3 separate regions of the Homo sapiens genome follow, and all the other regions are linked to region 1. Evidence: chromatin contacts called from ENCODE Hi-C or POLR2A ChIA-PET data. All regions are on one chromosome and are shown on one strand. The core of a region is the stretch at or near the end of the contact, and the rest is flanking DNA. Distances in the headings are between cores, read along the strand shown.

Region 1 (2,995 bases), core at 24-2,523:
TTTTTTTTTTTTTTTGAGATGGGATTTCACCACATTGGCCAGGCTTATCTCGAACTCCTGGGCTAAAGTGATCCACTTGCCCTGGCCTCCCAAAGTGCTGGGATTACAGGCATGAGCCACTGTGCCCAGCCTTAATTTTTTAAGTTATCATATGCAGATAAAAGAGGCAGAACCAGTTTTAGTATCCAAATCAGTCTGATCCTAAAACCCGTGCTCTAAACCATATTAAACCACCTTTTAAAATTACATCTTAATGAAATAATTTAATGTTACCTCTCCAGCTTTAAGGGTGCCATTAACCACTTAGATTTTGATGTGTCGGATGGAAAACACTCCCCAAACGGGCTATTCTCTGTTTTTTAAAAAAACTGAATTTGCCTATAGACTCAACGGATTCATTCTGCAAGCATTCACTACGTGGCGAAATCGGTGCTGGGCATGGGTGCAAAGACGACCTAGCCCTAGTTGGTGTCTTCAAGAGGCTGCGTCCAGCAGGGGAAGCAGATATGAAAACACAGAACTATTACAAGGGATGAGCGCCGCGCCAAGCCGAACCTGGGAGCTACGGACAGTGTCTAAACTTTAGTCACTCACAGGAGTACAAAGATCCGGGGCTGCTCCTAACTCCTACTCCAAAGCTTTCCTGGCCTGCTGGGCGCACAGGGAAGAGGGAAGTGCTGGAAACTTTTGGGAATGTGTGTTTTCATGTGAAAGAGGGGAATGAAATGTATCCTTCAGATTTCACTTTCTACTTTTCCGGCCACGGGCTCGGCACGACCTGCCGTTGGGAGACGAACGGTTTCCCGAGGTGGGGGGAAGCGCGGATTTGCCGCGGGACTCCGGCTTGGCGCGGAGCTGGGCGCGGCAGGCGCAGGGAGGAACTGGCGAGGTGGCCCGGGCTCGGCCCTCCGAGGGTGTGGAGCGCCCGGGAAACGGGACCCCAAGAATCCAACTGCTCCCACCCTGCGCGGCCAGGAGCGGGGCTGGCGATACTGGGGACACTGTCCAATCCGGGCAGGGGGCGAGGCCGGGGGACCGGGCGGGCCTGGGGAGCAGGCACGTGTGGAGGGCGGACCCGCCGGGGGTCGAGGCCTGCCTCTCCGAGAGCTCCTGGCGCGGCCGTCCCGGCCCGGGGCCCCAGGTGCGCTTCCCCTAGAGAGGGATTTTCCGGTCTCGTGGGCAGAGGAACAACCAGGAACTTGGGCTCAGTCTCCACCCCACAGTGGGGCGGATCCGTCCCGGATAAGACCCGCTGTCTGGCCCTGAGTAGGGTGTGACCTCCGCAGCCGCAGAGGAGGAGCGCAGCCCGGCCTCGGTACGAGGGGTAAAGGGGCTCCGGGCCGGGGGTCCTGGGCTCAGGGAACGGGGAGCGTGGCCCGGGAGCGTCTCGCGGGGATGCCCGGCTCCGCGCTGCACCCCAGAGTGGGTGCTCGCCGCCGGCTTGCGGGCAAGCCCGGGCGGCCACAGGGTGGAGGGGGCCAGCGGGCCCTGGACTCGCTCCGGGTGGGCGAGAGGGAGGCGAGCGCGGTGCTTAACCGCTGGCACCATCCAGGACATCCAGGGCCGCTTACACGGCTCAGGACGCGGGTCAGAGACCACGGCAGTTATTTATTCAGTCCATGTGCTAGGCTTTGCATCAAAAAGAAAGGACCGAGATAATCTTGCCTGTAGCTAACTCCTCCTAACACCTCTTACAGTTTACTTTTTAATTCTTTACTCCATTTAAGAAACTTACTCCTTTCTCCTAGATCCTTACCACTTTCTTACCTTCTCGTGTGTCTAATGCCCTCGGCACAGTGCCCGGCACATCGGAGTCTGATTATTATAGGGTCCATGACTTGAGTTGGCTGGTGGCGCAGTCTCAGCATTTTGTCATGACTTTGACCAGCTGGAGACTTTGGTGCCAAGGAGGAAGGCTTCTCAACCATTTACCGGCAGAAGTGACCCCCGGGGCAATGCAAGTCTTCTGAGCTGACAGAGCAGAGTGGGTCCTGCATAACTCGTGCTTTACATGGAACTGGGCATCTGCTCTCTCCTGCTGACAGTGGGAAGGATAGATAAGGTGTCCCTCTCCAAGTTATCCATTCTCCTGCCCACCAGTCCATGACACCCCACCACCCCCTTCCACTCCCTACTGTTTGCCCTTTAATTTTTTGTTTTGTTTTGTTTTGAGACGAGGTCTCACTCCTGTAGCCCAGGCTGGAGTGCAGTGGCTGGATACAGTTCACTCTGCCTCCCAGGCTCAGGTGTTTCACCCACCTCAACCTCCTGAGTAGCTGAGACTACAGGTGCATGCCACCACGTGCCTATAGTCTCAGCTATTCAGGAGGTAACTGGTAACTCTATTGATAACCAAACCCTAGATTTTTTTTTTTGAGATGGAGTCTTGCTCTGTTGCCCAGGCTGGAGCGCAGTGATATGATCTCTGCTCACTGCAACCTCCGCCTTCTGGGTTCAAGAGATTCTCCTGCCTCAGCCTCCCGAGTAGCTGGGACTACAGGCGTGTGCCAACACGCCTGGCTAATTTTTGTATTTTTAGTAGAGATGGGGTTTTAACATGTTGGTCAGGCTGGTCTTGAACTCCTGACCTCAGGTGATCCACCTGCCTTAGCCTCCCAAAGTGCTGGGATTACAGGCATGAGCCACCGTGCCCAGCGGCCAAACCCTAGGTTTTTAGTTGCCAGGGAATTCTCAGACACAGGTGGAAGAGCAAGTAGGAGAGGAAGTGGACAGGGATAAGAAAACGGATAACCCCATGACCCAAGAGCTGCTGACTCTCCAGAGCCCTATCAGGCCAAGGCCATCCTCATTCAGCTCATGTCAGATTTCTGTTGATTGAAGATAGAGACACAAGTACACCCCTGCCCCCACCCACACATAGACAGGCACAGACACACAACTACTGGATCAAGGGCTTCTGTGAATTTCCCTCCTAGATGTTCTTGCATTTGGTTAGGGATAATGTTTCTCTGCAAGCAATTTAGAGAGTAACCCG
Region 2 (3,306 bases), core at 51-2,550, 380 kb after region 1:
TTTTCTTTTTTTTCCCTTCAAGTTATTGGTGGAGAAAGTTCATGGTATTTCCTAAACACTCCCCAGGAGACACTAATGTGCAGCCAGGGTTAAGAACCACTGCTCTAGATGGTGAGGTTATAGGAAACTTTTATTCCTTTTTTTTGTTTGAGGCAGAGTCTCGCTCTGTCGCCCAGGCTAGAGTACAATGGCGCAATCTCAGCTCACCGCAACCTCTGCCTCCCAGGTTCAAGCAATTCTCCTGCCTCAGCCTCCCAAGTAGCTGGGATTACAGGCGTGAGCCACCACATCTGGCTAATTTTGTATTTTTAGTAGAGACAGGGTTTCTCCATTTTGGTCAGGCTGGTCTCGAACTCCCGACCTCAGGTGATCCGCCCGCCTTGGCCTCCCAAAGTGCTAGGATTAAAGGCGTAAGCCACTGCACCTGGCCTGGAAACTTTTATTCTTATCTTTATTTATTTATGTTTTAATATTCTTATCTTTATTTTCCACATTTTCTACAATAAAAGTTTTAATAAGAGGAGAAAGGGGGCCGGGTGCAGTGGCTCATGCCTGTAATCCCAGCAGTTTGGGAGGCCGAGGTGGGTGGATCACGAGGTCAGGAGATGGAAACCATCCTGGCTAACATGGTGAAACCCCGTCTCTACTAAAAATACAAAAAAAATTAGCCAGGCGTGGTGGCGGGCACCTGTAGTCCCAGCTACTTGCGAGACTGAGGCAGGAGAATGGTGTGAACCCGGGAGGCAGAGCTTGCAGTGAGCCGAGATCGGGCCACTGCACTCCAGCCTGGGTGACAGTGCAAGACTCCATCTCAAAAAAAAAAAAAGAGGAGAAAGGGTATTTTAAACAAAACATCTCCCCTCCCCCATCCTGAACTATGAAATGTAAGATAATAACAATACAACTTTCTTTTAATGATCATATCTCCACTTGCCAAATACCATCCCATGACCAGCATAAATGTCACCTTCTCTCTGGAGCCCCTTGCACTTCCCCAACCACCAGTGACAGCTCATTTTTGTCCTCTCCTGTGGCCCACATGGCCCCTCTTTTTGGAACTTAGTTCTCTCTTTTTCTTTTCTTTTCTTTTTTTTTTTTTTGAGGCGGTGTCTCGCTCTGTTGCCTTGCCTGGGCTGGAGTGTAGTGGTGTGATCTCAGCTCACTACAACCTCTGCCTCCTGGGTTCAAGCAATTCTCATGCCTCAGCCTCCCAAGTAGCTGGGATTACAGGCACACACCAGCACGCTCGGCTAATTTTTGTATTTTTAAAAGTAGAGACAGGGATTTGCCATGTTGGCCAGGCTGCTCTTGAATTCCTGACCTCAAGTGATCTGCCCCCCTCGGCCTCCCAAAGTGCTGGGATTAGGCGTGAGCCACTGCACCTGGCTAGAGCTTAGTTCTCTAGTGTTGGTAGTTGGAGCCTGCTTTTTTGGAGGAGGTCTTTCCTATAAACCCACTCTGGAAACAGTGTCAAAGCAGGAAGTGAGAGGTTATGTTTGAGGTCCACAGTCCGGCTGGAAGAAGTGGTAGACAGAGGACCTTAGATTGTCAGGCCATTGGGCCACAGAATCAGGGCCTGGATCTGGGACAGTCCTTGGTCTCCCCTGAGGCTCTAGGCTCCTGGTTCACCTGTTCTGAATCCCTGTCTCTTGGGAGGCAGGGAGTGAGCTATTTGTGTAAGACTAAGGCCTTAGAATATGTCCCACGTTCTCTGGCATCAGACACCCCACTCAGGGGCCAAACAGAAAGCTGTGAAGGGTGGTGAGAAAAGTCTCTTCTTACACCTCCTCTCCACCACTATTTAGTACCTTGCTTTTTTAGCTTTCATGTTATATTATGACTGGTTTCCCATGTCATTAAATATTCTTCAGAAATTTAACTTTGATGATAACATATTATTCCCATTACCCATAACTTCATCATCCTCCAACTGTTCAAAAGTTAGATTATTTCTAGCTTTTACTATTACAGTATATTTAACATCACCTGGTAATTGATCTAAAAGGAATAATTAGGAATCAGTCCCCAAATTTGGAGATGGCAACCAAGAAGTCTTTTTCATTTTCCACAGTTTTCCCACATTTTTGTTTTTTTTTTCAAGAGATGCTCTGCAACTCAGGCTGCAGTGCAGTGGGATGATCATAATTCACTGTAACCTCAAATTCCTGGGCTCAGGCTCCCAAATAGCTAGGATTAATGGCGCATGCCACCATGCCAGGCTAATTTTATTTTTGTAGAGACGGGAGTCTTGCTATGTTGCCCAGGCTGGTTTTGAACTCCTGGGCTCAAGTGATCCTCTCGCCTCGACCTCCCTAAGTGCTAAGTGTTGGGTTTATAGAGATGAGCCACCATGCCTTCTTTTCTTTTTTTTTTTTAATTCTGTTTTGCAAAGAATATCCCTCTTGCCAGCATCTGAATAATATCTATCTTTACTATTATTTATGTGTGTAAATAGCTTTACAGTTCACAAAGCATTTTCTTATATAATGTCTCATCTAATCAACACAGCAACACTATGAAATAAGTTACTATTTCCATTTTACATTTGGGGAAATTAAGCTCAGAAAGGCCATGTGACATGTTCAAGATAACACATTTAGTGTCAGAGCTGGGACGTGGACCCGGGTCTTGGGACTCCCGAAACCATATCCTTTACCGTGGGCAAAGTGCTATGCTGAGGTCTTACCACACACATAGATGGCACTGGAAGAAGGGCAAGTATGGAACAGCACCCCAGGCAGAGTGGGCGATGCCACTGGTAAGATACAGAGAAAGTACTACACACAGTGGCGTTGCAAGGACAGAGCAGTTCCTCCCACAAAGGGCATGCAGTAGGCTTTGGGAAGAAACGTGGCCAAGTCGGGTCTTCAAAGGTGAATAGGATCTAGATATTCAGAATAAGAGGGCTTTCCACAGGCTCAGTGAATGGGAAAGGAAAGTGTGGCTGATTGGGGAAAGCGCTAGCACAGGGAGCAAGAGATGGGGCGTGGCTGGGGAGGAATGGAATTGTAATTCTAGCCTCACAAAGGCTAGAGCCAGCAGGGCCTTGGGATCATGTGGGGAGGAAACCAGAGATGTGTGGAACAATTTGCTGAAGGCAGAACCAGGCAGGGAAAGGGCAGGGTCAGGTTCGTACCCTTGCCTCTGGCCACCAGGGCCAATGCTCCTTCCCTGCAGTAAACCCGATTAATCTCCTCAAACTCAGGTGCCATTTCCTTGGAATAGTATTTACCGCGGGGCGCGGTGGCTCACGCCTGTAATCTCACGCTTTGGGAGGCTGAGGTGAGAGGATCCCTTGAGCCTAGG
Region 3 (3,409 bases), core at 731-3,230, 510 kb after region 1:
GGCCGAGGTGTGCGGATCACCTGAGGTCAGGAGTTCGAGACCAGCTTGGCCGACATGGTGAAACCCCATCTCTACTAAAAATACAAAAATTAGCCGGGCATGGTGGTGCCCGCATGTAGTGCCAGCTACTTGGGAGGGTGAGGCAGGAGAATCATTTAAACCCAGGAGGTGGAGGTTGCAGTGAGCCGAAATCGCATCACTGCACTCTAGCCTTGCAGCCTGGGTGACAAAGTGAGACTCCATCTCAAAAAATTAAAAAGTAAAAACAAAATTAAAAAGTTAAAAAGTTAAGTGGTCAGATACTTCTGCAGTTTCTAAAATTAAACATTTTCAAACTAATACTGAGAATATTAAGTTTACATTATAAAACACGAGCAGTGCCTTAACCCAAAATGCTGATGACTGTCATAGCTAAGAGGCAAGAGGGAAGAGATTCCACCAACACCGTGAGGCTAGTAGTTTTTTAGGGAGTATTCATCTACAGATACAATCTTTCCTAAAACAAAGGTCATGCACTAATTGCTACGTCCTACTGAAAAGATACTTTCTGAGCCTCAGGAATAGAGAAAAGAAATTTCAAGGTTACTAACAGATTAACTGACAATCTATTAAGAAAACAAGTGTAACCACATTTCCAATATAGACAAGAAATAGCAACTTAAAAGTGGAAAAATTTTGGAGGTAAAAAAACAATTACATCGTACTTCAGAGCAACTTTATTAGAGAGCTGCAAAGAGAAACCTAAAATTGCATTTTTAATGCATGGAGCTCTCAAACTGCCAGTATTCCAAGAATATAAACAAAAAGCTATGTCATCCAAGAAAAACAAAAAGCTATGTCAAGAACTCATTGAGCTTTTCTTCTTCCGAGAAATGCCAACAAAGGCAGGATCAACTCATCCGATAATACCTCGAAAAACAAAGAACGCAGTTGGGGAAGCCACACGACAAAGAAAATATCCACGCTCCGGTAATTTAACGCTATCTCTAAAAATTCTCTGTAAATATGTTAGGGCATTTACAGCCCGCTCGTTCAACACCATGTCAATCACAACAGTAGTAAACGACTATAAAAATAATATTAAATCCATTTCCCCTCAATTGATATATTCCTTCTGGGTGAGATTTCCAAATCCTTGGGGTGTCTGGTTAGGCTTTTTGGTCGGTGGGTGCTACAGAAGGAAAGCCAGAGGTTAAAGAAAAATGCTTGGCTTTTTTCCAATTGGCAACTGCAAGAATAAAGTTTACTGCACTGAAAATGAGTACAAGCACCCTCGAGGAGGAAAAAAAATCTTATCACCGAGAAGAAAATGAAAGGAAGAATTTCAGTAGGAAATCAAAAGTAAAATTAAAGGGAGACGGCTGTAAAGATAAGAAGAGGTTAATCAAAAAGGGGGAGAAGCGGGAAAAGGAAAGAAAGCATAGGACAAAAGGAAGGTTCGACGAGTTCTAAAAAGAGGTCTGAATTAAAGTCTTTTCTCCAGGTCTAAGACCACAGAGGGCCCGTGGCGAGAGCAAAGGTCATGCAATGGTGTTGCTAAAGTGAAGGGATTAATTGAGAGGGTTGAGCCCCGTCTCCCTTCACCTCGTCCTCACAGATTGGGTCTTGGTTGTAAGCATCCAGGTGCATGCTAAGGAAACAAAAACCACGATATCGCGGTGTCCACGGAGAACAATAGGCTGGGAGCGGCGCAGGGCCGAGGCCTTCCCTCCGGGACGACCACCATCCCGCCTCCCTCATCGCTGCCCCAGACTCACAGAGTCTTGGGCATCTCGTCCTCCATGGCTGCTGCTGTCGCGGCGGCGCCTCCAGGTCCAGCTCCCTGCCCTTCACTACCTCCCAAATCGTTTAAGCGGTTATGGCTACAGGATAGTGGGGTTTCTCGGCTGACCAGAGGTTACTCCGCCTCCTCCTCCGGCGGCAATTACACTAAACCGCCCGGCCCAGCGGGAACAATGAAACCCCAATACAAGATGGCGGCGAGCCGGGAGCCTAGGAGCAGCCAGCAAAGTTACCCGGGCCGCGCAGGCGCAGAATAATCTTGCACTCTCAACCTCCGGGCCGCCCGGCTACACCTTAATCCATAGGTTCACTTGTTGCGCAGCCGCTCTTCCACCCGACGCGAGGGACGCCTCAGACTGCGCAGGCGCAAGTATTAACTACTTCACGATTTGCGTGAACTTTTTTGTCTTCTGGCTGCGGATTCGAGTGTTTCGACCGCGAATTATGAGGGAGTGGAAACCTTCAGGGACAGTAAAAAGCCTAAATCTTTCCTCTTTTGGAAAGATATATAAAGACTCTTCAAGCTATCTGGTTTTTAGCGAGCGAGAAGCAAAACGCCTATGCGCCGCCCGGGAATCGAACCCGGGTCGCAAGAATGGGAATCTTGCATGATACCACTACACCAGCGGCGCTGTTGACATGCCCAGCCGCCACAGTATTTTAGGAGGAAATAGAAGCAGACGTTCTCTCATGTGAAAAGAATTGTCATGTATTATTTATTCATTTAAAAGTAAAAGTTTATTGACAGTCTGTAATCTTCTGTTTTCCAATAACATAAATAATTTATCTTTTCTCATCCCAAACATAGGAATGGATGTTTCAACTTTCTCTGTACAGAAAAAAAATTTCAATTTAAAATGTTTACTTAAGAAATAAGAAAAAAGAAAAAAAGTTTTACTTAAAAAAGTAAGGATTTTATTAAGAATTTGCGTCGTTGGTGCTAGCCAGATTTTTCAGCGCGGGGAGGATATTTCCAGATGCCAGATTTTTATTTATATTTGCATTTCTTCCGTGTATTGATTGCACATTGAAAAGCATTTAAGAAATAGCTGTTTAGGCCGGGGGCAGTGGCTCACGCCTGTTATTCCAGCACTTTGGATGGCTGAGGCGGGCGGATCACCTGAGATCAGGAGTTCGAGACCAGCCTGACCAACATGGCGAAACCCTGTCTCTACTAAAAATACAAAAATTAGCTGGATGTGGTGGTGGGGGCCCGTAATCCCAACTACTCAGGAGGCTGAGGCAGGAGAATCCTTGAATCTGGGAGGTGGAGATTGCAGTGAGCCGAGATCTTGCCATTGCACTCCAGCCTGGGCAACAGAACGAGGATCCGTCTCAAAAAACAAACAAAGAAACAAACAAAAAACCCCAGCTATTTAATGCAAATTGGTCACAAGAATCTTAAAAGTAAACAAGTCAAAAGATACATAAACTTCAGTCCAACTTTAGGAGGCAGAGAAATTAGAGCTCTGAAATGTGATTCAGTATACTCTGTATGCATTTCACATTGCTTATTATATATATATGTCACTAAAGTAATCCTATGTCTAGGAATCTATCCTACAGAAATAAAACAATTAATTTATAAAGATTTATGTGCCAAGATACAACTGCAGCATTGTTTACA

What was found. A loop is a pair of places that touch in the nucleus more often than their neighbours do. ChIA-PET counts read pairs that join two places held with the same protein, here RNA polymerase II (POLR2A). Pooled maps may share reads with other maps.
Region 2: a loop to region 1 is called in a pooled map, with 2.6 times the contacts of the local background. The contact joins the enhancer-like site here to the promoter of ANXA4 in region 1. A Hi-C loop is called at or near these places in 1 of 50 pooled maps. POLR2A ChIA-PET finds 5 or more read pairs at or near these places in 3 of 52 experiments (GM12878, OCI-LY7 and WTC11).
Region 3: a map of naive thymus-derived CD4-positive, alpha-beta T cell shows a loop between it and region 1 (2.5-fold over the local background). The contact joins the promoter of TIA1 here to the promoter of ANXA4 in region 1. A Hi-C loop is called at or near these places in 2 of 168 maps with a recorded cell type or tissue (gastrocnemius medialis and naive thymus-derived CD4-positive, alpha-beta T cell), 4 of 37 single-sample maps with no recorded cell type and 8 of 50 pooled maps.

Annotation. Positions count from the first base shown.
Region 1 is chr2:69,740,861-69,743,855 of GRCh38, forward strand. It overlaps ANXA4 (annexin A4), which reads left to right and starts at 1,274. Exons shown (of 13, transcript NM_001153.5): 1 at 1,274-1,315. RefSeq lists silencers at 913-1,092, 1,303-1,542.
Region 2 is chr2:70,120,456-70,123,761 of GRCh38, forward strand. No RefSeq gene overlaps it. Among named protein-coding and RNA genes, the nearest start is that of LINC01816, 3.2 kb to the right of the region's middle. RefSeq lists enhancers at 629-728, 2,544-3,306. Within about 2 kb of position 1,301, at least 5 of the 41 ENCODE cell types and tissues checked have a DNase peak (open chromatin) inside an H3K27ac peak, as active enhancers do; they include OCI-LY7, where a contact is called at or near this core.
Region 3 is chr2:70,246,648-70,250,056 of GRCh38, forward strand. TIA1 (TIA1 cytotoxic granule associated RNA binding protein) reads right to left here and starts at 1,981. Exons shown (of 13, transcript NM_022173.4): 1 at 1,758-1,981. The coding sequence starts at 1,783. TRG-CCC2-1 (tRNA-Gly (anticodon CCC) 2-1) reads right to left here and starts at 2,414; the gene lies at 2,344-2,414. RefSeq lists enhancers at 747-1,562, 1,563-2,377.